Regions from separate parts of the Mus musculus genome. Here region 2 is linked to region 1. A link is a loop called in an ENCODE intact Hi-C map of the cell type or tissue named here. Cell type or tissue: gastrocnemius. All regions are shown on one strand. Links, peaks and the distances in the headings refer to the core of each region. The heading gives the core; the rest is flanking DNA.

Region 1 (11,506 bases), core at 3,648-7,647:
TCATTAACTTTCCCCCCAGGTGATTCTATGCTACATCAAACTGTCACAGACGCCAGTGGCAATGTAAGTAAAGATCACATCTTCTTGAAAGAGACTAGGCATCGTCTCTGCAGCATGAGGTTAGCAATCCTCCTTAAAAATCGAGCCACTTTTGAGATAGAGTATAAGAAGTTTAAGTTAATAGTGAATTTAACTGAGCTTAGAACTGAACTGTACTAGAAAAGTTGCGACTCGTTTTTTATGATGTTATTTTAAAAAAACAGTATCCTGGGACATGTGAGCTAATTGGGACTTGTGCTGCTTTTCAAGACTGTGTGAAACTTTTGTGCTGTGTGTTTGCTTAACACAGGCTCGTCCCATTCCTGCTTCTAAGCTTTCCTTGAAGTGCTTACAACTCTACCCATCTCTGTCTCCTCTATTACCCTGAGAACATACACTCCGTGCCCACACACAGGCTTCATTGACTAAAGCAGAAAAATCTAGGTTTTTCCTGAGAACAGAACTGGAACCATGAGTTTAGCAAACACATATTTTTCCTATTAAGGTGATGGTGACTTGTTTGAAAATTTAAACAAGGGCTCTGTTTTACATGGCTATCATTTTGCTATTTTCTGACATTTTAATAACTGTTATTTATGGAATTCCTTTCACAGTACAAGTTCTGCATCTCTCAGGAAAGGTTGGGATTCTTTGAGTCTAAAGCCGGTTTGACCTCACCAACTCTTTCTCTCATGGGAGCTTCAAAGTGGCTCTCATTTAATGTTATCCATGTGAAGGAAGGGGCTGTTGCTGTTACTGTTAGCTTCTGCATAGCATAGCGGCAGGGAGATAACTGTGGATTATCAAAAGCAGAGTGCCTCCAATGGCTCAACTTTGACCTTGACACTGAGCAGCTCCCACAAGGAGAGCTGGTTTAGTGGCTAATATAGTGACTAGTGAATTCTTTATGTAATTCTTTTGCTGTTATATCAATATGTAACTTGAGGTTTATGCTCTTTCCCAATAAATTCTGTTCCAACTTGGCTGTTAATCATTACAAGGAATCTTAACATGTGCATAATTGTGATTAAAAAGTTGAAACACAGCCCATGGTTGAAGAAAGCAGTCTGAAAGTGGGGGAGGGCAGTGTTTGTGAAGAGTGAGAATGGCATCTAATAGGCATGGGCTCACGTGATGGGATAAACATGTTGGAAACAAGAAGTTGAAAAGCATAGTCTCTGCCAGGAAAGAAAAATGCACATTTAAACACGGATGATAGACAGTGAATAGCCTGATATGTGAACAGGGCAAGGTCATCAAGTTTTAAGGAAAATGATCATGGGAATTCTTCACTATTTTAAATGAGATCTCTTTCGGACTGAGAGTTCAATCATCTAGGCAGAAGGATAAAGAAATCAAGTCTCACGCAGGGTGGTGGTGGTGCATGCCTTTAATCCTAGCACTTGGGAGGCAGAGGCAGGCAGATTTCTGAGTTTGAGGCCAGCCTGGTCTACAAAGTGAGTGCCAGTACAGCCAAAGCTACACAGAAAAGCCCTGTCTCAAAGAAAAAAAATAATAAATCAAGTCTCCAAGGGCTTTGATGGAAATTTGGCTGTTCACTCACATGGATTCCTCCACTTAGACAGGAAGAATGTGGAAGTCCTTCAGATCCACAGGTCCCTTAGGGGATTCCCAGAGGACAACAGTCTTTAACAAACAAACAAGCAAACAAAATTAAGATTCAGATGTCATGGGAGTCTGGCATCCTAGGGAAAGCACTATTAAAGAGACAGCAAATATTTCATTCATGCAAATTTTTATGTGATTTGTCAACAAACCTATAGCGAACAAGTTGGAACAGGGGCTACACCTTCTAGCATACTACTGCCTTGGAGGCTCAAACCTTGGACTTTCCTCAGAATAAGTCCTTTCATTTCCAGAGATAAAAAATAGTTTATATAATTTTTCATTCATTGAAGATATTAAAGTTTGTAGAAATAACAAAGTACAAATTATATATAGAGAGATCTGATGAAAAGATAAGACATCAGGAAAATTGAGAATCTCATGTGGAAAAGAAGTAGAAAAGTGCAAAATACTATTTTTTAAATCAGGCAAATGGTCCTTCATGGAACATTATATACTGTTCATGGAACATCAACATATCTTATGATCCTGTGTTAAATTGAATTTAGGCTGGGGATCGGCAGATAGGTCAATGGATCAAATCCAGCTGACCACCTGGATTTTAAAAATAAGGTTTTATTTGTGGAAGTCATGTTCTTCTGTTTAGGGATGGTCAGTTGTGCTTTCCCACTATTACAGCAGATTTGAATAATTGCTACAGCGAATATATAGCTTGTATGCCTAAGACTGTTACTGTTTATTCATTTACTGAATGAGTACTTGCTTTTGACAGTTGAAGGGTGTACTATTTAGAAGTGTGTTTAAAACAGGCATGTAGTAGATCACTATGAGCATAAATCCACATATTCTTTGGGGATTGTTGAAGTTAAAATGAACTTCAAATGTAGGCTTGCATGGGAAAAAAAGTAAAGCAAAATATTTTCTAAGGATGTGTGTAGATTCATCAGAGGTGGATGGAGAGAGGGAACTGGGTGGGACCAGGAGTGAGGAATAGTATAGGGATGACAGTCAGGTGTCAGGGGTGGGGCCTTGGGAAATTGTGAGTCAGAATGGAAATTGGAGGGTGCTATCTTTGGAAGTAGCTGGAGACCTGGGATGAGGAAGGCTACAGGGAGTCTATGGGGGTGACTCTAGTTGAGATTCCTACCAGCAGGAGCTATAGAGACTGGAGTAGCCAAACAGGACTTCAAGTAGAAGGAGAGGGACATCAACCCACCCAGAAAACCTTCAACCCCAAAATTGTCCTGTTTCCAAGATGTGCAGGGATACGGATGGAGCAGAGGCTGAGAGAATAGCCAACCAATGACTGGCCCAACATTAGACCCATCCCATGAAAGAGAGAGCTAACCTCAGACACTATTAATAATACTCTATTATGCTTGCAGACAGGAACCTTGCATAACTGTCTTTTGAAAGGCTTCATCCAGCAGTCGATACAAAACAGATTCAGAGACCCACAGCCAAACATCGGATGGAGCTTAGGGAGTTTTGTGGATGATTCGGGGCAGAATTGAGCAGGCTGAAGGGGTCAAGAACACCACAAAAAGATATACAGAGTCAACTAACCTGGGACTATGGGGACTCACAGAGACTGAACCACCAACCAAAGAGCATGCAGGGGCTGGACCTAGCTCCCTGTCCACATTCATATCAAATGTGCAGCTTAGTCTTCATGTGGGTCCTCTAACAACTGGAGTGGGGCTGTCTCAGACTCTGTTGCTTGACATTGAATCTGCTTTCCCTACCTGGCTTCTTGATTGGGCCTTAGTGGGAGAGGAGGTGCTTAGTCGTACGTACTAGAACTAGATGGCCCAGGTTGGAGTGGTACCCAAGAGGGGCTTCCCCCTCTTTGAAGAGAAGAGAAGGAGGTAATAGGGGAGAGATTTGTAAGGGTAGAACTGGAAGGAGAGGAAGAAATACGGGATGTGACAAGGTTGTAATGTGAATAAAAACATAAATTATGGGAAAAAATAAGCAGTGAGTGCCTCCCAAAATGAGGGTTTCAAGCTGATTAGCCCAATTTGTTATCCTTGAGTATTTGGTTGCAAGAATTTACAGAAAGCTAGGACATTAAAAACAAAACAAAACAAAGAAAAACAACCTGGGAGCGTATTACATATGAAATTACATGATAAAATACCCATGATGACTGCATACAGAAGGCATAAACTAAATAACTTGAGGGTGCCTCAACAGCTGTCGTGATGAGAACAATGGGCTCTGAGGTAGGCATTAAGGAATGAGTGAATTGCTGATAACCTGAGAAGGGTGGACTGTGCATCCCTGTGAAATCAGTAGAGATTTTTCTTTTCTCACAGCATAGCTGAACAACAGCTGTCCCACTTCCTCCAGAGTTCAGCCTTTGTTCACAGGGATCGAAGACATAGTCCAAGCTTTATACTCTTGGATTAAGCAACTTCAGACCTTGGCGATATGGCGCCTATGCAACACAATTCTCACCTTTGTTCATTCAGGAATTTTTATTTGTCATATCAGATTTCTTTCCAGTATTATTCCAATGTAAAGCCACAGGAAATATTTTGAAATTTACTCATCAACAAAGAAGGGTACTCTATTCATAAAGCTGTTTAAATGGAATTCACATGGAATGAATTAAGGCTGAAACATTAATAAACTTCCTTTCTGTGTAGGGAAATAAAGGCGTGAGAACAATTTCCCAGAACAACATTTAGTGACAGCTTAGTTGCTAAACTCAAGTCTATTAACCCTAGGCCTAGAATGCTGATATATAGTTAGTATGCATAAACAAAATGTTATTTAAAACAGGTGGTATGGTGAGCACACTGGGAATTCCAGCACTTGCGAAGGAAAGGCAAGAGAATGCCCATATGGTGTTCAAGTCTAACCTGATTAATACAGCAAGTGCCTAACTAGCCAAGGGCTACATAGTTAGCCTTGTCTCAAAATGATTTTTCAAGTTACCTGAAAGTGATTTTATTGGAGCATCCTTAAAAATTCTTTGTGGTTGGTAAGTCATCAACATTTTGAGTTCTAAAAGATGGAAGTGATCACCATTTTTGTTTTGGTATACAACATCCCGTTTTATATGGCTACCCTCTTTATCGCCTTTTAAACTATTGCAGTTTGTTTAATAAATTGTCTGGTCATCCTATCCAAGGTCATTACTCTGTTGTCTCCCTATAACTCCCAAATTTTCCTGCACAGGATTAGTTGTCTGGGTTACCTACAGTGTAGTCAGTGATTACATGGGAACAATTCCCAGCACAAAGGCTGGTGGTCCATCTTATCAGTTACTAAATCTTTTGAATGTTACTCTTATTGGTTTGGCTTTTTCCAGAGTCACAAATTCTCTAGAAGGCTGAAAATGACTCATCTCAGTCTGTGGCTTTGTCCATGCTTGATGCCTATCCAGAGTCTCTCTGGCCAGAGCCCTGGGAGTGTAGCCTCCCCCAGCCTTGAGCAGGCTGGTTCAGACCTGTTCTGCCATTGTGAACAAGACCACCTAGGATGGAGTCTTCTGACCTAGATAGGTCTACTGTTCTGCCAGGTGCTGCTACGCACTGAGAGGCTGAACCTGTTCTCCTGACACTATCCTGATGAAAGGAGATCCCCACCCCCCATATAAGCTCAGACTTTAAGTAAACTTTGGGCCTTGATCAGTATCTTTGTCTTGGTCTCATTATTTCTTTCACCATTTTCTCCAATGCAGCCCCAACCTCCCTTTAAGGAACCAGGTTCGTGGACCTGTGGGTAGCAACATGGGAGTAGCTGGCCAAGCCCTCTGTTCACATCTCACTCTAGTCATGCCCTCACTTGACAAATTCTTCCCATAGGGGCCTTCTTTACTTTTCCCTCTTATTCCTGTTTTACTTAACAATGCTCCTTCTAGATCTTTATCAACTTAATGTTGTCCAGTGGGCACCAGTCCTATTTCTATTTAATAGACAAGCTTTTCCTGATCTACTATGCTAGGAAAATTCCAAGATACAAACCAAGACCTTGGCTTCTGGATCACACACCCTAATCATTCAGTGAAACCAGCACAGGTGTTTTTATGAAGAGGGAGTTTTCACACAATCCTTACGTCCTAGCCTCATCAGGATAAAACTAAACAGGGCTTGAGCTCTTCTAGATGAAAAACAAAAAAAGGCTCACGACTAATATTCTGTATAAGAGAGATTCTTTGTTGCTGCCGTTGACAATACAATACAGAATGATTGTGGATAGCTTCAAGTAGTGGATGACAGTCTATATAAGCAGTCCATGCAGTAGTCTTTGTGCATTCCCTTAATAAACACTCTCTGCTGATGGCTTATACAGAAGACACCAGATTTCTCACAGTTCTGGATGGAACACATTCCAGATGGACAGTTTCTGGTCAGAGTTCCCTTCCTTGTTCGAAGATGGTGGTCTTTTCCCTGTGCTTTTTCTTCTTTGCTCCCACATAGAGACTGGGGAGACCCTATCTTTCTCTCCTTACATGACCATCAACCATATCACAGTAGATCTCTTTCTTATTATCCCATTAAACTGGAATTATCTCCAAAAAAAAAAAAAAACAAACCTTTTTTCAAATTGGAGCTTTAGGGTGTCAGTATATGAATTTAAGAGAAATTAAATTCAAAACCATAGCATCTAGCAGACATAGATGTCTTGTTTCATGTTGGGTACAAGAAATGGATTATTTTTTCCCAATGCTATGAGTGAAATTTAGAAATGTTTGGACATCCCACCCCCACAATCGCATCCACACTAACGTGCTAATTTAGAAGAATATCTATATTCTGAGATCATGGGGGAATAATCCTGTCCTACTCTTGCTTTTCTGATCTAGAGAAACTTGAGAGAACAAGAGGGTGCTATTTGACACTTCTAAGCTTGATACTAAGCATGAAAAAAACTCATTTCCCTATAGTCTAGCTTATAAGCTTTTCTCAGCCATGACAAAATCATATACCACTCCCTTTTGACACTCTCATCCAGTTTGTAATTGCATACTATCTGGAAGACTGGATGGTGCCAGCCAAAAAATTCATAGCCTTTAGGATATCAAAATGTGTTTTTGTGTAGAATATGAGCTTTTGTACATATAATATTAATATGAACTTATTCTGGATTTAGAATAAGGCTTAATGCAATATTGGTATCCTCCTAACAGGAAACACTTGGACATGCAAAAAAGGAAATAATAGGAGGAAGAAGATGGCTCAAGGAAGGGTTCTTTTGGAGAAAGTTCAAAGGGAAATGTCCTTGATGAACTCTTGATTTTATACATTCCCTCTCTAGAATCATGACAGAATAAGTTTCTGTTGTTTTTAAGGGAACAGTTTGTGACTTTACCATGGTGTCCCTAGGAAATAAGATACAGGTTTTTTGTTATCTGTCTGTTCATTTGTAGGTTCTCTCTATCAGACCCACAAGATCCAAAAATATGTCTCTTTTTAACTCATCATGATGTCTCCAAGGCTGTTAGATATCTGACATAAAGTCAGTGCCTAAGAACCAAATCATTGCCCATGAAAATATTTTTTATGAATGGAAAAGTGAGTGAGAGTTATGCTTATAGAATATTAAAGAATACATTTTTAAGGAGAATATGATACCTCTTCAGTTTAAGATCAGCCCACTGACTGTATATTCAAAGACCATAACCTCTCCCTGTCCTTTTCCTTCCATGGAAATATCAGTGTTCATTTGTTTCCACTTAGGATCAGGATTGGATCTTAATGAAAAACATGACTTTAGTTATGGTGGCCTAAGGCAATGTGATTATAAGTAGATATAGTACTAGCCCAGATAGTGAGACTTCAAAGCTTCATTCATAAGAAACATGAAGAAAGGAAACTCATCTGCATATATTGAATAAACCTTAGCATAGAGGAAAGAACTTAGGCACTTAGACATTAGGAAGGACCAGACCAAGGTGAATTCAGGACATCCACGACCCAAGACTCATCCCTGTTGGCTATCTCTTTGAAGGTCAGCCACTGGGTAATCCACCTGCAATTACCTTTCCTATCTCAGAGTTGAAAATTGCATTTTCTAGAACAATGAGTTGATTGGCTCATGCCACATGTTTATCAGGATTTTGTGATTGGTAGGTCTTGTGACTTCTCAGAAGGTCCATAGAGAAAGCTGAGAAGGGACTTTCTACAGCCAAACAGGCTAATGTTCCTAAATTCTTCCTGTTAGTTGATATCAACTGTCAGTGACCCAGCAAAAAGTCCATTTTGTTGTCTTGCCACTTGTTTTCTGGTGTGTCACCACCTTTTACTTTGAGGCAAACCTCTGTGTCTGGCTGAAATAATTGGAGCTTCAGGTAATACAGATGGGGCTCACAGGAGTCAAAACCAAACTGGGGAGGTTTTAGGCTTCTTAGACATATCAAAAGAAAACCAGTATTTTTGTTTTGAAGCTTGGTGACAATATGGAGAACTCTTGGAAAAAAACAAAACAAAAACAAACAAAAAACAAAACATTCTTACACAGAAAGAAAAGCTACAGGAGAGTATCAGAGCTAAGGGCGAGGGAGGCAGGACTGAGCCGTATGGTTGCACTGGTGAATCTATTTTGACTCACAACTTGCACTTTTCAGCTGAGAGAGCCTTTCTCCTACCTGACCCCTTTCTCTATTGCCTCTTTCCCTCTCCCATTCCATTCTCCTCTTCCTTTCCATTTTTTCTTCACCCCTTTAGCCAGGACAAACTTACACTGTAGATTTTTTTTTCTTCTTTTCGGAGTATAAACAATACTGAGTAGCTAAATCCAGGGAGATAGCATCCCATAGTCAAATATAGAGGCTGACAGAGCACTCTGCAGCAGGCACAGAGTGCCTATGCCTAGAGGGATTTTTCCAACCTCTCATGGACCCTGCTGATGGTTTTTAAACCCTACCAGTCTCTGCCATGCACCCTTGAAACATCTCCTTGTTCCTTCTGTGTCTGCTTTGACAATTGCTCTCACTCTTTGGAAAGTTGCAAACATTTCCCACTGTTGCTATGAAAAAGTGGGAACCTTGCAAAGAGAGAGGTGACATCTGTCAGCAAAGCATCTTTGGGAGATTGGCTTGTAAGCTGGTCAGACCCTTCACATTGTTTCTCTGAGGGCACAGAGCTTTGTGAGGGGCTGTTTTATTTACCTTGTAAATAAACCACTCAAAGGATAAAGGGACAGATGCTTGCCCTGTGTGCAGACAGAACCTGTCTGAAGCAGCCTAGATTGTGAGCTGGGCTGCTTTTAAGACCCAAGTGTCATCTTTCATTTTAAGCAGCTCTTGTCCTTTGCTTTGAAAACTGCAATTTGAAAACTATGACCATATTCCCAGCCATGTCCGAGCTGAGGATAATTATCTTGAGAGACTGAATGTCTTGGTGCTTCCTTGTTTACCCTGAGCTAGCTCTTGCTTGAAATTTCTTACTCTGCCCTGACATAATACTTAGACATCTTAGAGAATCTCCTGATTATATAGAGTGCAATTATTTGAGTATAATGCATAGAACTGCCTACATGACCTCCATGTATAGACTCAACACAGAACTAAATTCAAATCCCTTCCTGTAAATGTAGGATATCCTTTATGTGTCTGCCCAACTGGCTACCAGTGCTGCATTGTGTTTGTGGTTTTGTTTCAATCCTATCCTTTTTCTGACTTAATAGACTATTTACTTTGTCAACCCAAAGACAGTAGCTGCCTTCTAGTGTACAGGAAAAGTACATTTCTATTAATAAATTGCTAAATCTCTCATGAAGACATGTCATGATTACAAACTGAGGGCTCTTGACATCCACTTATTTTATAACTCATAAACTTTCTTTTGCAGAAGGTATTTTGATGCTGTTCCTAGGAGCCAGGAAAACATCCTTCCTTCCTTCCTTCCTTCCTTCCTTCCTTCCTTCCTTCCTTCCTTCCTTCCTTCCTTCCTTCCCTCCCTCCCTCCCTCCCTCCCTCCCTCCCTCCCTCCCTCCCTTCCTTCCTTCCTTCCTTCCTTCCTTCCTTCCTTCTTTCCTCTTCCTCCTCCTCCTCCTCCCCTTCCTCCTCCCTCTCTCTCACGGTGGTCTCTGCTTTGGAACCCAAGTTCAGGGAATGGAAATCCTATTTCTCTTCTGCCCAGCTATAGGATGTTAGCATTTATATGCAACCAATAATATAAAATTAAGGAGCAAGGTTTGCACAACAAAAGCTGACATGTGTGAAGATTCACTTGTCTTGAAGAAACTAGACCTGGGGATACAGAATTTAGCATAGCAACAGACCATACCTCAACAATGATCACTATAGGAAAGACAAGTAAGAAAAACAAAAAACAGGTTCAAGGGCAGAAATACCAAAATATTAAGAAACAAACAATTCAGACACACTGAAGTGCTCTCTCTCTCTCTCTCTCTCTCTCTGTGTGTGTGTGTGTGTGTGTGTGTGTGTGTGTGTGTGTGTGTGTGTGTGTGTTGGAGGGAAGGCATAGTTACAAAGCTGTTACAGAGCTGAAGAGATAAGACAGGATGAAAATTATGGAGTACTTCAACAACCCCTCATTGAAGCTGGAATATTCCTTCTGTAAATGATGCAAACAAAGACATAAATTATAACAGTAGAGACATGGAAAAGGGGAAAGAATTAAAAAGTGAAAACTGAATACACAGAGTAATCCAACACACCTAAATTTTAAGAATGTTAGTTGTGAAATAAATGTGAGTGGAATAATCTTGAATATTAAAAAAAAAGAGCCTCAGAATTGGTAACTCTTGAAAGTATTAATTATAATGCACAGTGGAATAGTTTCTAGCCTTTATCTCATCATCTGCAAGGATGGATGGACTGGAGATAATTGTAATGTATTAGTTAATTTTTTCATTGTTATGACCAAATACCTGATAAGAAATAACTTGAGGGAAAAGGGTTTATTTTAGCTTTATGTTTGGGGTCATAGTCCACCAGGACAGGGGTGATATGTCTACTGAAACATGACTCTGTGTTCCAACATTTGAATAAACCAGGAAATGGAAAACCTGGAATACTATCATTTTTCTGCATCTTTCCTTTCCTCCTTCCAATGGGATGGCTCCACCACCTTCAGGTTATCTCTTCCCTGCTTCAGTTAATTCTCACTGGTAATGTCTTCATGGACATACCCAAATGTGTGCCTCATTGATGGCCTTGGAATTTCTCCACCCTGTAAAGTTGACAATGAAGATTCACCAATGCAATATGTTAACTGAGATAGCCAGGTGCAGAGAGATGAGAGACATGATCACACTTATCTGCAGAATACAAAAAGAGAAGAAAGAAAGAAGGATGAGCTCATAGGGTTGAGGGCAAGTAGGAAGGAGAAAATGGGGAGAGGTTGATTTTAATTAAGTTTGATAAAAATGAACAGTTCTTTTGTGCTGCTGCATAGCAGGGTGATTGTAGATAATGACAACATACTGTGTGTTTCTAAAAGCTGACAGGGCTGATTATGGGATGGATCCCCAGGTGGGGTAGTCTCTATGCCAGCAAGATTTTGTTGAAAGGACCCTGATATAGCTGTCTCAAGTGAGGCTATGCCAGTGCCTGGCAAATACAGAAGTGGATGCTCACAGTCATCTATAATATGGAGCACAGTGCCCCCAATGGAGGAGCTAGCAAAAGTACCCAAGGAGGTGAAGGGGTATGCAACCCTATAGGTGGAACAACAATATGAACTAACCAGTACCCCCAGAGCTTGTGTCTCTAGCTGCATATGTATCAGAAGATGGCCTAGTCGGCCATCATTGGGAAGAGAGGCCCCTTGGTCTTGCAAACTTTATATGCCCTACTACAGGGAAACACCAGGGCCAAGAAGTGGGAGTAGATGGGCAGAGTAGCAGGGGGTGGGGGGGGGTATAGGGAATTTTCAGGGTAGCATTTGAAATGTAAATAAAG
Region 2 (11,506 bases), core at 4,099-8,098, 55 kb before region 1:
GGAAACAACTTTATGAACTTATTTTGGTTCAACAGTTTTGAAGAGTCACAGTCCAATATGGCTGGGCTGATGAAGCAGGCCTACTAATGGTAGCAGGAGTGTTTGATGAACTCCTATTCACATTACCAGGACAGGATGCAGTGTGTGTGTGTGTGTGTGTGTGTGTGTGTGTGTGTGTTTGTGTGTCTAGGGGTTATACCTCCAAACACCCATCCTAAACAACTGGTTAACCTTTATCCAGCTAGTGCCTACTTCCTAAAGGTATCACAGCTTCAAATGTGAGTGTCACAAGCTGCAGACAGAGCATTGAGAAAAAAAATGAATTCATGGAGAATAGTCTAGATTCATACCATGGCAATGTGGAAAGGCAGCTTTTGACATGGCTCTCGGTGATATGAACCCCCTGGTGGTCCCTGTGTAATCCCCTCCCCAGAGTGTGGGAAAGACTTTATAATTCGCTTCTAACTAATAGATCGTGACAGCTGTGCTGGGATATCATTTCTGTGATTATGTCACACGAGACTGTAGCTTCCAATTTGCCAACAAACTCTCCACTTACTCTCTCTTTCTGATGAATTTGAAGGAGCTGGGGTGCAGAGACATTTGAGAGGCAAGAAATTGAAGGCAGCTCCTGTCAACAATACGGTGAGAGAACTGTAGCCCTCTATTCCCCAAGAAAGGGACTCAATAATCATAGGACATTAGAGATAGGTTTTTCTGTAGTTGAACCACTAGAGGAAAAGTTTTCCCAGGCTCACAGCTTCATGGAAGCCTTACAAAAAAACCTTGGCGTAGGGAAAGAGCTAAGCCACACAGAGTCCTCATTAACAAAAACTGTGAGATGATGCTGAATGTGTGTTTTAAGTTGTTAAGACAAGCTAGCAGTGGGTCTTTGTTTCTAAGCAATGGATGGGGAATATAAGTGGGTTTTGGAAATGGGTTGACTTATTGGTAGGTTCTGACATAGGCTACCTGCTCAGTCTCTAATGGTGCTGATCAATGGTATTCTTATTAATTAGGTGGCTGTCTCTGTGTGCTAGTTGGCTTTTTGTCAACTTTATGCAAGCTAGGGTCATTGGGAAAAAGGAACCAGAGTTGAGAAGATGCCTCCATTGGACTGGCCTGTAGGAAGCCAAAAACAATCTTGTGGCTAATTTTGTTTGTTAGATGAATGAGGTAGAGGGCCCAGCCCACTGTGGGCAGTGCCTTCTCTGGGAAGGAGACACTGGATCACATAAGAATTCAGGCTCAATGAGCCATGGAGAACAACCCAATATAATAGTTGTCCTCTGTTTTCTCTGCTTCATTTTCTCCACTTAGTTCCTGCCTTGACTTCTTTTCAGCATAAATTATAAACTGTTGACTAATAAACCATTTCCTTCCAAAGTTGATTTACCCATGGTGTTTTATCACATCAATAGGAAGATCTAGAACACTGGTAAAACCTGCCCCCACCCCCACCCCATGGGAACAGGAAAAAGAATGTTGTCAGTGAATCATTTTCTATGTTACTGGTGGAAGAAGGAAGGCTGCTAATCCAGTTTGGTCCTCTTACTGAAGTAACCAGATGCTGTGATGTCCAACCAGGTCCATTGGAAAAACAGACTAGAGAGAAGGCAGAACCTTTCTTTTAACTAGTCTTTCCAAATATGTAAATGAAAATGGGTTAGGTGTCATTGAGTTTCCTGGTTTCCCAGAGACCCAGGAAGCAACTCCATGGAGAGGAAGAGTATGGCAGAGGGGAAGGGGATGGGAGATGGGGAAAAGAATTCTGGGAGACAGAATGGGAGGACAGGGGTCAACATTTGGGATGTAAATAAATAAAATAATTAATTAATAAAAATAAAGGATGTCCTTGTGATTTATAAAATATGTTTAGGGAAAACAAACAAACAAATAAACAAACAAAACTCTTCTCATACTAACCAGACTAACTAAAAAAAAAAAAAAAAAAAATCAAGGTTCCTGTATTGATTTGAAACATGCTCACTTTTATGGTCTGCATTCCATGCAAGAATTAGCAACACAAATAACTATTGAGATTATCACCTTTTTCAAGGCACAGCCTAGGTGCCAGGCCATAATTGATAGCAAATGACCAGAACTCTATATGCTGAGTTTGCTTTCTCCACAGACCAATTTCTATAAGATTAAGAGGCAAAATATTTATCAGGGAAGGTTACTGAGATGAACCTGTGGAAGGGATGGTGACGCTTCAGATGAGGCAGAGGGAAGAATAGAGCTGTGAGCCAGTCCTGTTGAAAACCTCAGCTGGGAACACAAGACATGTGTAGGGGTGGCAGTGGCTTGAGTTGACATCCTTGGCTAATGGATTGTTTTCTTATAACACTGGTTTTTAGCAGGCAGAGATTTGGATAAAGGTGAAATACCACCAGTATTTCTATTACCTTGAGTAGTAAGTCCTTTGACAGGGCAGGTTAGAAAATAGAACCTGTTCTTGGGTGGAAGATGTCTCTAGGAAGAAAGGTATTTCCAAAACTCCATCCCTCCCTGATCTTCACTTGATCTTAGCCAAAAGGCCGAGAAGTGATTCCCTCCCTGATCTTACCCCCCCACACACCTTTTTTTTTTTTTCCTCAAAGTAGAGAATATGATGCTAGAAGCTGGGCTAGATTATTTCCTCTGCCAGTTCACACCAGCCTCACAGGCACTTCAGCATCTGGCAGCTGCCGAAGTAGGAACCAATCTTCCTGAAATGTCTCCCTGCAGAAAGTGTTCTTAGGTGCTGAAGACGGGGAGGAGGGACTGCTTGGCTGTGGAACTGGAAGCTTGTCTGGACGGTTAGTAAAGGAAGCATCCAGTGATTGTAAGGTGCTTATGTTTCTATTGTTTATTGTTGCTGTTGTTTGTCTGTTTTGTTTTATTTTACTAAAGATACTGTTTGGAAGATTCCTCTCTTTGACACCCATGGGACAGTTCATTGTTTTAATTTATCAATAGGTAGTTGTATAGATGGCAGGTTGAAGAAGAACCAATGTCTGATCTCTCTTAAGGCCATCACTCCAGTGATAGAAGCATTCCTGACACTGCTTGAATGACCAAGAATCAGAGACCAGATAGACCAGGGACATACAGTATAAAACTAAATGCCACTAGTCTAATAGTCTAAAAAAAAGTAGTGATAAAATGTCTCTGAATGGTACTCTTCTATACTCATACATTAGTTCCTTATTCAGCCATCATTAGAGAAGTTTCACTCTGCAGCAGACCCGTAGCCAGAAATTATACACACACAGAGAGATAGAAAGACAAGGAGACAGATAGAGAGGCAGAGAAAGAAGAGACAGAGAGACAGAGACAGATAGCGTGGAACAACAGCTCTGAATGGGATGTCTTTATCAAATCCTTTTCCTCAAAGCTCAAGGAATCCTGTGGAAGAGGAGGCAGAAAGAGTTTAAGAGCCAGAGAGAATGGAGGATACCAGGAGAATATGGGCCTCTAGACAACTGAACAAAGCTCATAGAGACTACCACGGCATGCATTGACCTCCACCAGGTCCTCTGCATATATATATTATAGCTTTCAGTTTAGTATTTTTTATGGGACATTGGTTTAGAATTTGTGTGTGTGTGTGTGTGTGTGTGTGTGTGTGTGTGTGTGTGTGTGTGAATGAATGGGTCTCTGATTCGTGTGCCTTCTTATAGGACTTTTTGCCTTCTGTTAGTTTGTCTTGTCTAACTTCAATGTGATGATTTCTGTTGTATGTGATTATATTTTGTTGTGTTTTGTTGTTTTCTCTTAGAAGCCTATTCTTTTCTAATGAGAGACAGAAAGGAAAAGGAGTTATGGAGATCTTGGGAGGAGTAGAAGGAAACTATAATCAGGATATATTGTATGAGCAAAGAATCTATTTTCAATTAAAAGGAAAATAAAAATTAAAATTAAAAAACATTATAGGTTGAAAGAAATTGAATCACATCATTTTATTCCTTCTTGTACTCCATCCAATTCTTCCCATGCTCCCTTCAAATTCATGGCCTTGATTTATTTAATTATTATTGTTATATATTTAAGTGTATATAAATATAGCCTAAAATCAAAAGTTGAGGAAGAAAAAGAATGAGGAGGAGGAGGAGGAGGAAGGGGGAAGGGGGAAGGGGGGAAAGGAAGGGAAGGGAAGGGAAGGGAGGGGAGGGGAGGAAGGAAGGAAGGAAGGAAGGAAGGAAGGAAGGAAGGAAGGAAGGAAAGGAAAGGAAGAAAGGAAGAAAGGAAGAAAGGAAGAAAGGAAGAAAGGAAGAAAGGAAGAAAGGAAGAAAGAAAGAAAGGAAGAAGAAAGGAAGAAAGAAAGAAAGAAAGAAAGAAAGAAAGAAAGAAAGAAAGAAAGAAAGAGGAGAAGAAAGAAACTAGACACACAGAAGTTAAGACCTAGAAACTATGGATGACAGAGATAAAATTAAGTTCAAAGACATTTTACATTGCCAATAATTTTTTGTGTAGAAATAAAATTTTCATTCACTTTTTGCTAAGTTTTCAGGCCCTGATTAAACATCGGACCAAATGTATCATGTTTTCTTCAGTCTGCAAATATGCCAATAAACTTTGGAGATGGGTGGAAATTGGACTGTTAGCCTGGGTTTCTCTTTCACAGCAACTGTCCCTCTAGTAATAAGCTTGATTTCAATAATAACTGTATGATATCACATCCCTTTCTTGATTTCTAGTATCATATTTTATTTCAAAAACACTCTGTCATTAGCCAGCAGCTTTTTCATGTAACGTCCCATTTAAGCTTTCAATAATGCAAGATCCAGTGACTCACAGGGGTGGGTGAGCTGTGAATCTCATCTAGCTACTAAGAATTGGATCAAGATTCAAACGTGGCACCTCTAATTCAGATTCAGTCCTTTAAAAGAATGTTAACCACGTTTAGGAGATTTCTTCCCCCCTTAAATAGGTCAAATAGTCCCTTCAAACATGTGGTCGCCAACAATCATTTTTCTTTGCTGTTTATATGTTTGCCTATCAACAACAGAGAAAATTTACTTCAATTTCACTACTATAAAATAAAGTTTAAATGAATGAAATGGAAGTTTCTTCTTGACCTAGAAAAACAAAACAAAACAGAAAACAGGAGACAGATTCAGCATTTACAGTCATCCAGCTAATCCAAGGATTTGCATAGAGTTTTCATTGTCTTTGTGAAATGTTGTGGACTGCTATGCTATTCAATTGAGTAACAACATTAGAATTTGGACTTTGAAATAAAGACAAACAGATAAGTCTTGGTGATACACAAAGGCTGGCCTCTTTTGCCTTGGATTTGAAGACAGGGATTTCTGTGTTGTTCAGTGATTAAGGGTGCCAAATGTAGCCAGGAACTATTTCAGCAATCATAGATGTTGTTTTTCCAATTGAGCCAATCTGCCAGATTGGCAGACAGAAAACTAACAGAAATATTAAATATAGACAGCGTCTATAGTTGAATCTTGTTTTCCCTCTCTCTTCTAGAAGCCACTATAAAATAGTAGCTTGTATGGAGGTCATTATGCACACACACAGATACACACAGCCTGCTGTGTATTCACACTGTTAAATTAAGCCTTTGTAAGCTCTATAACTAGGTGCCAAAGCAGTTGTTGTCAATGTATGAAGTGATTGAAGTGGTCTTTTATTTATGATACTCTACTCAGACATTCACTGTTGGCTCCTTGTCACACTGGGGAGGACAGCCTGCTCTGTTGATCCACACACCTTGGGGAATCATCTTAGAAGACTGTCTGTTCTTCAGTTTCCAAATTTACACTCTTGAGGTCTTGTGCATTTGAGGGATGTGTATTTGGTGATCTTAATGAATGGCTAGCTTTATTTTCAGCATTTGTGCGCATGCACAGCCAACAAAAATTCAAGTTTACATGCAATCCTCCTGGACATAAATGTATCAGAAGTGAACATAGCCTCTGTGACCACAATTTATGCAGAGCAAAACCCTTCCCTCATTTCAGAGAAATGATGATGCAATTACATTGCACCATGCACATGTGGCTTCCTCAGATGCTCCTGAAAGACAAAGGGGCCTTATGTAGACTATATGGGATTGCAGTGTTGTGCTCTGTAAGTTTTCTTCTGTGATTTTCCCAGCTTTCCTTTGAAATGTGTTTCTAACTCTTTTGTCCTGTATTTTTTTTTTTTTAGTTCAAAATAAAATTTTATTTAAATAAGGCTTTATCAGTTTCTCTCTCTCTCTCTCTCTCTCTCTCTCTTTCTTAAAAAGGAGGTAGGGAGTTTTTCTACAAAGCTGGTCAGATGGGAAACACCATTTCCTTCAGTTGGGCCTCATTAATTTGAAAATAAAATGCTTACTGGGCCATCTTCTGCTACGTATGCAACTAGAGACACGAGCTCTGGGGGGGGGGGGTACTGGTTGGTTCATGTTGTTGTTCCACCTATAGGGTTGCAGACCCCTTTGGCTCCTTAGGTACTTTCTCGTCCTGTATTTCTTTAGTAGAAAAATTTCCATATAATGCAAAGAAAATTTTTGTTTGATAGAATACATAAAATACTCACTAAGGAAAACTAATGTTTCTCAAATGATTTTCCTAGTATGTGTGTGTGCATGCATGTATCCTCACACATACATGCATGCGCACACACATACGTACACACACACACACACACACACACACACATACGTACACACACACACACACACACACACACACACACATACACAAACAGGGGCGGGGTTCCATCACAGCTGACTTTCTGATTACTTCCACTTCTTTTTCCATCTGTATAATTATAATTTTGATAACATGTTTGGAGACCAGCATTCTTTGAAATATAGTGTTTTTAATATTAAAAGTGCTGCTTACCATTCATCTTTATGAATGTGTTAGGGGTGATGTCTTCTTTCTGGGCTTTGAAGAGTTTGAGCTCTCTGAATCTATGCAAAGCAGTGAGTGATTTAAGAAGTAAGTAAAGACAACCTACTTCTCTAGACCTTGTTGCCTCTCCACAGGGTAAGATATTTGAGTTTGAATTGGAAAATAATAATAGATTCGCTAGTGATGAGAGAGAAAATTGATAGTTCTTATATAATCCATAGACTGGGCATGGTGCCACATACCTTTCATTCTTTAATACCTTTAATCCCAGCACTTGGAAGGCTAAGGCTAAGGCAAGCATGTTTCTGTGAGCTTGAGGCCAGCTTGGTCTATATACTGAGTTCTAGGCCAGTGAGAGCTACTCTGACTCAAAGAAAGGAAAAGCGAAGCAAGGAAGGAAGGAAGGGAGGAAGGAAGGGAGGCAGGGAGGGAGGAAGAGAGGGAAGGAGGGAGGAAGTAAAGGAAGGACAGAAGGAAGGAAAAAAGAAAGTTGACATTTCAGAATACATGACACTGATAATCTTTTGTAAATAACTATAAACATCTTAATTTCTCAACCTGGCTTTTCATTGTCATGTCACATTTCTACTTCCTCCTTATACCCAGAAGGGCCATGCATGTGGAAGTCAGCAATTATAGCCTTTCTCTTCTGTATAGGAAATCCCTGTATTGAGTAGACTGTGCCTGTTTTGAATGTGAACAATTGATTGATGGCTCACAAACTTTAGTAGTATCTTCTTGAACTTCCTGAATTCCTTTTCTATAGAAGTTTAATAACTTGCCAGTGACTTGGTGGTTTTAGATGTTTTTTTCCTCTGCAGTTCTGCAGTACAGAAGTCTGATCCAAGTCTCTCTAGGCTAAACGCAAGGTGATGGAAGCCTGTACTCCTTCTTGGAGAATCTTTCCTTGTGTTTTCCCAGCTCCCAGATGTGTCCCACTTTCTTGCCTCTTTGCTGTCTCCCATCTTCAAGGCCAGCTATGGGATATCTCATCTTTTCCACATTACATGGCTCTCGTCATCTCGTGGCCACTGCTTTTGCTTCCTTCTCTGTCTCTTTATTCCACTTAAAAAACAAAAAACAAAAAAACAAAAACAAAACAAAACAAAAAAAACAAAAAACCACCACCACCACCAATAACAACAACAAAACCTCTCATGAATAATGTTACATCTCCCATTCCATCCTTCAGGATAAGCACCTGTCCCAATTCGTGATCAGATGAACAAAATTAATCCCATCTGTAACCTTAACTCTCCCTTGGTATAGGGCATTATATATTTGGATGTACATGGATAACTTTGGGGAAATATTATTTTGTCTAGTACACCTTTCCCTTGACTTATAAAGTTGGAGAGTATGTTGCTAGATAACAAAGGTTGACTGATGTTTCTAGACTCAAAGCTGATTCTTCTTGGACAAATGCCTAAGAGCCATATTCCAACCCTAAAAGTTTTTGTTCAGTTGGCCTCTGTGGCAAAGACTGCTTTATGTGGAATCAAACCAGATCCAAACCATTATCTATAGGAGTCTCTGAACACTGTCATAAACAAATAGGGCTCTCTCCTAGTTTCAAGGTAGTATTCCTTTAAGGGGAAATTACCGTTATTCCCAGTATAAGATCTGTCCCTAGTTGACCCATACATTATTAGCATTTTAGTGGACATTTACTGGCATATTTGGCTTTGAGAAGAGAGCACAGAGGCTTCAGCCCTCTAGGACTCTGCCTTCGTGTGGGTTCAAACAAGCCCCACCATCAGCAGAAGCTGTCTCCCGTGAACCCTGACCAGACCATTTTAGAAGGAATCTACAGGCTCCCAATCTTCCTGCTTCTGTCTTTGAGCTACACTTTGAAGTCCTCCAAAATATGCAATTTCCCTCTTTCTAGAGTTCAGAATTCCAGCTGTGTTTCTAGGTGTCAGGTTTGTCTGCCTTACCTTGACATCTGCCTGTGTTCTGAATGTGTGCTAGCTTAGTATCTTTACTTGGTCTACTGACTTGTGTTTTAGTTTTCTGTACTTTTTTCTTTTCATATTTACCCCTCCTCTGACCTTTACTTTTTAATTTGTAGACACCTCAGAGGCAAGTAGAACTTTCTCCTCGGGTCTACCTGAGCTGACTAACTTATAATCCACTCATCTCTGGGTTTGTCTCTTCCAATTCCTGGAGCTTTGAGCTTTGACTGGACATGGGCAGTGGTAAGACTTATAATATGGAGGAAATTGGCTTACCATGGAAAGCCTTTGATGGCAAGCAGTATCAATAAAGTGCAAAGGGGCAGCTCTTTGTAAGGAATGTGAGGGGTAGGAGTTAAGCCATTCCTTCCTTTGCATTCTGGTATCAGCTATGGAGAAGAGCTGGGGGTGGAGGAATCCCAAATATTTTTAACTGCAATGATGTTGTGATTGAGGGGGAAAATGATGTTGCATGAAGAAAATTTGTCTTGAAGTCTTTCCCCTTAAATTGGCACAGGTTATTAGTTTTTAATTTTGGGGTAGGGTAAACCTTTAAATGGAAAGTAACTTCTTGATTTTTAGTTACTTACAAGTAGTTTTTACTAGGACTGTTTGAGGATGAAAAGAGGGGGAAAGATACCAGGAAATTCAGCACTGAGAGCAGTACTCCTCAGGGATCTTGTTTGACATTTCAGTAGCACCCGAAACATGGTTTGGCAGTGACTGTGTTTTGCAAAGAAGGCTCAGATAGTGGTAGTAGGTACCCATTGGCCCAAATTCCTCTGAAGTAATTATCTTCATCAAGAGAGAAAAGTTCTTCCTCTGCATAAAATATAGGGAGGGTGTGGCATGGAGAGACAGAGTGATAGAGACACAGAAACAGAGAGACACAGAGATAGAGAGAATCAGAGGCAGACAGACACAGTGAAAGTGTGGGAAGAGAGAGGGAATGTGGCAGAGACATACACATAGAAACAGAGAGAGAGAGAGAGAGAGAGAGGGAGAGAGAGAGAGAGAGAGAGGAGAGAGAGAGACAGGGAGACAGAGAGACAGAGAGACAGAGAGACAGAGAGGAAATCTGACAGGTAGTCTGGAAGACCCTTGGAACCATGGAAATCTGACTGAGAATGTTGGGAACTTCCCTGAGGATTTTTGCAGGAAAGATGGAAGGTGAGCTAGAGAACAATTGTGATGCATGCTTCTAATGCAATCTTTAATATGCATGCCTCTACTGCATTCTTTAATATGCATGCTTCTATTGCATCCTCTAATCCTCAGCTGTAGGGACTCAATTGGATACTGGAGGGTAGTAGAGTGAGGATAGTAAGAGAAGCATTGCATCTGCAGCATCCTACCCTGCTAGTTACAAACTAACCATCTTTACCCCAGAAGGAACCTTTTAGAGTCCTCTGGACAACATTGGGGGGATGAGTATGGCTTCTAGTTTTCCTTGATTATTCTTCACGTGACCCTAAAAATATATATTTAGCTCCTTGTATACCTGTTATATAAAATGAGAGTGGTAATAGCTGGAAATACATATGTAGGCACCATTTAAAGTTAATAATAATAATAGTAATAATAATGATGCTTATTAGTGTTTTCATGCTGAACTGATGACTTGGGGGATAAACTGAGAGAAGGAGCCCATGAGTTGTGGTCTGATCTTGCTTCTCCCAAGGGTTAACTTGGGGATAGGAACAAGCTAGCATTTTCACTTTTCCAGGGACTGACTTCAGAGCTTCGGCTCTCTGCACCCTTCAATTTAAATCTCTGCTTCTTTTGGCTTAACTGTAAAACTGCGGTCTTCTACGTCTTATTTTGCCCAGGCTTAGTTTTAGAATGTCCCCTTGTATCTAGTTTGGCATTCCACAGATCTTTAGGCTGATTTCACACTCCATTGTACCAAAGGTTAGAAGTCAATTTAAAACAGGACAAGAGTGGACAGTTACAGCATTTGGCACCTTGGTCTCCTTTTTATACAGTGTGAAGCATTTTAGAGACACTACCCTCAGCAGGGTTCTCGCATTAGCTCTGGTTTGAATTAGTCCTTCCAATCTGGGAGGTAAGAGTCAAGCCTGGAGGTTAAATGGACATATTCAAGTTCAGAAACAGAGAGCCTTTTGAAATGTGGGTACATAGCTAAAACTTAAGCCTTCTTTTTTCTTTTAAGTTATATTTTATTTCTCCTTTCCCATTTCTTTTCTCTGGAATCACATATATCCTCTGAAACTGATAAAAAAGAATTCTGTACCTAGAAGAGATGAAAGTAAAGTACAAAATCAGTTTAACTTTGTGCCCCTCCTCTGTTGTGGATGGAGATTTTCTTACTGATCAGGAGGCATAAAAGAGAAGGCTATAGTTTACAACTCTCACTGAATCCTTACTTATATATTCTAGAATTGTGAGTAGACTTTTCTCTGACTTCCCATCCTTAGATGTTCCAGGGCTATAGTCACTGGCTGTGGGTACTTACAAAGTAGAACCTATTTGTAAGAATATTGGGAGAAAGAGTAAAGTAGGAAGGGAGATAAAGGGATGAACAAAGAGGAGGAGGAGGAGGAAGAGGAGGAGCAGGTGAAGACAAATGCTGTTATTCTAAGTAATTACTGAAAAAGAAAATATTTCCTAGTAAAATCCAAAATACCATATTTCTTTCTTTTTCATTATTATTTTACTCTAGAATAAGGAAACATTTTAAAGGTT

What was found. Peaks named below come from ENCODE experiments on the same cell type or tissue, not always from the same donor. Only the 100,000 strongest peaks of a DNase experiment are listed, where the experiment ranks them.
Region 2: it touches region 1 in a loop (3-fold over the local background); 1 of 42 quality-filtered maps calls a loop at or near these places.

What each region holds. Positions count from the first base shown.
Region 1 is chr1:81,906,263-81,917,768 of GRCm38, reverse strand. No RefSeq gene overlaps it. Among named protein-coding and RNA genes, the nearest start is that of Mir6344, 220 kb to the left of the region's middle. In gastrocnemius, for the core only: no CTCF peak of the experiment used is centred there; no DNase peak of the experiment used is centred there.
Region 2 is chr1:81,961,736-81,973,241 of GRCm38, reverse strand. No RefSeq gene overlaps it. Among named protein-coding and RNA genes, the nearest start is that of Mir6344, 160 kb to the left of the region's middle. In gastrocnemius, for the core only: no CTCF peak of the experiment used is centred there; no DNase peak of the experiment used is centred there; H3K27ac peaks cover 1,342 bases.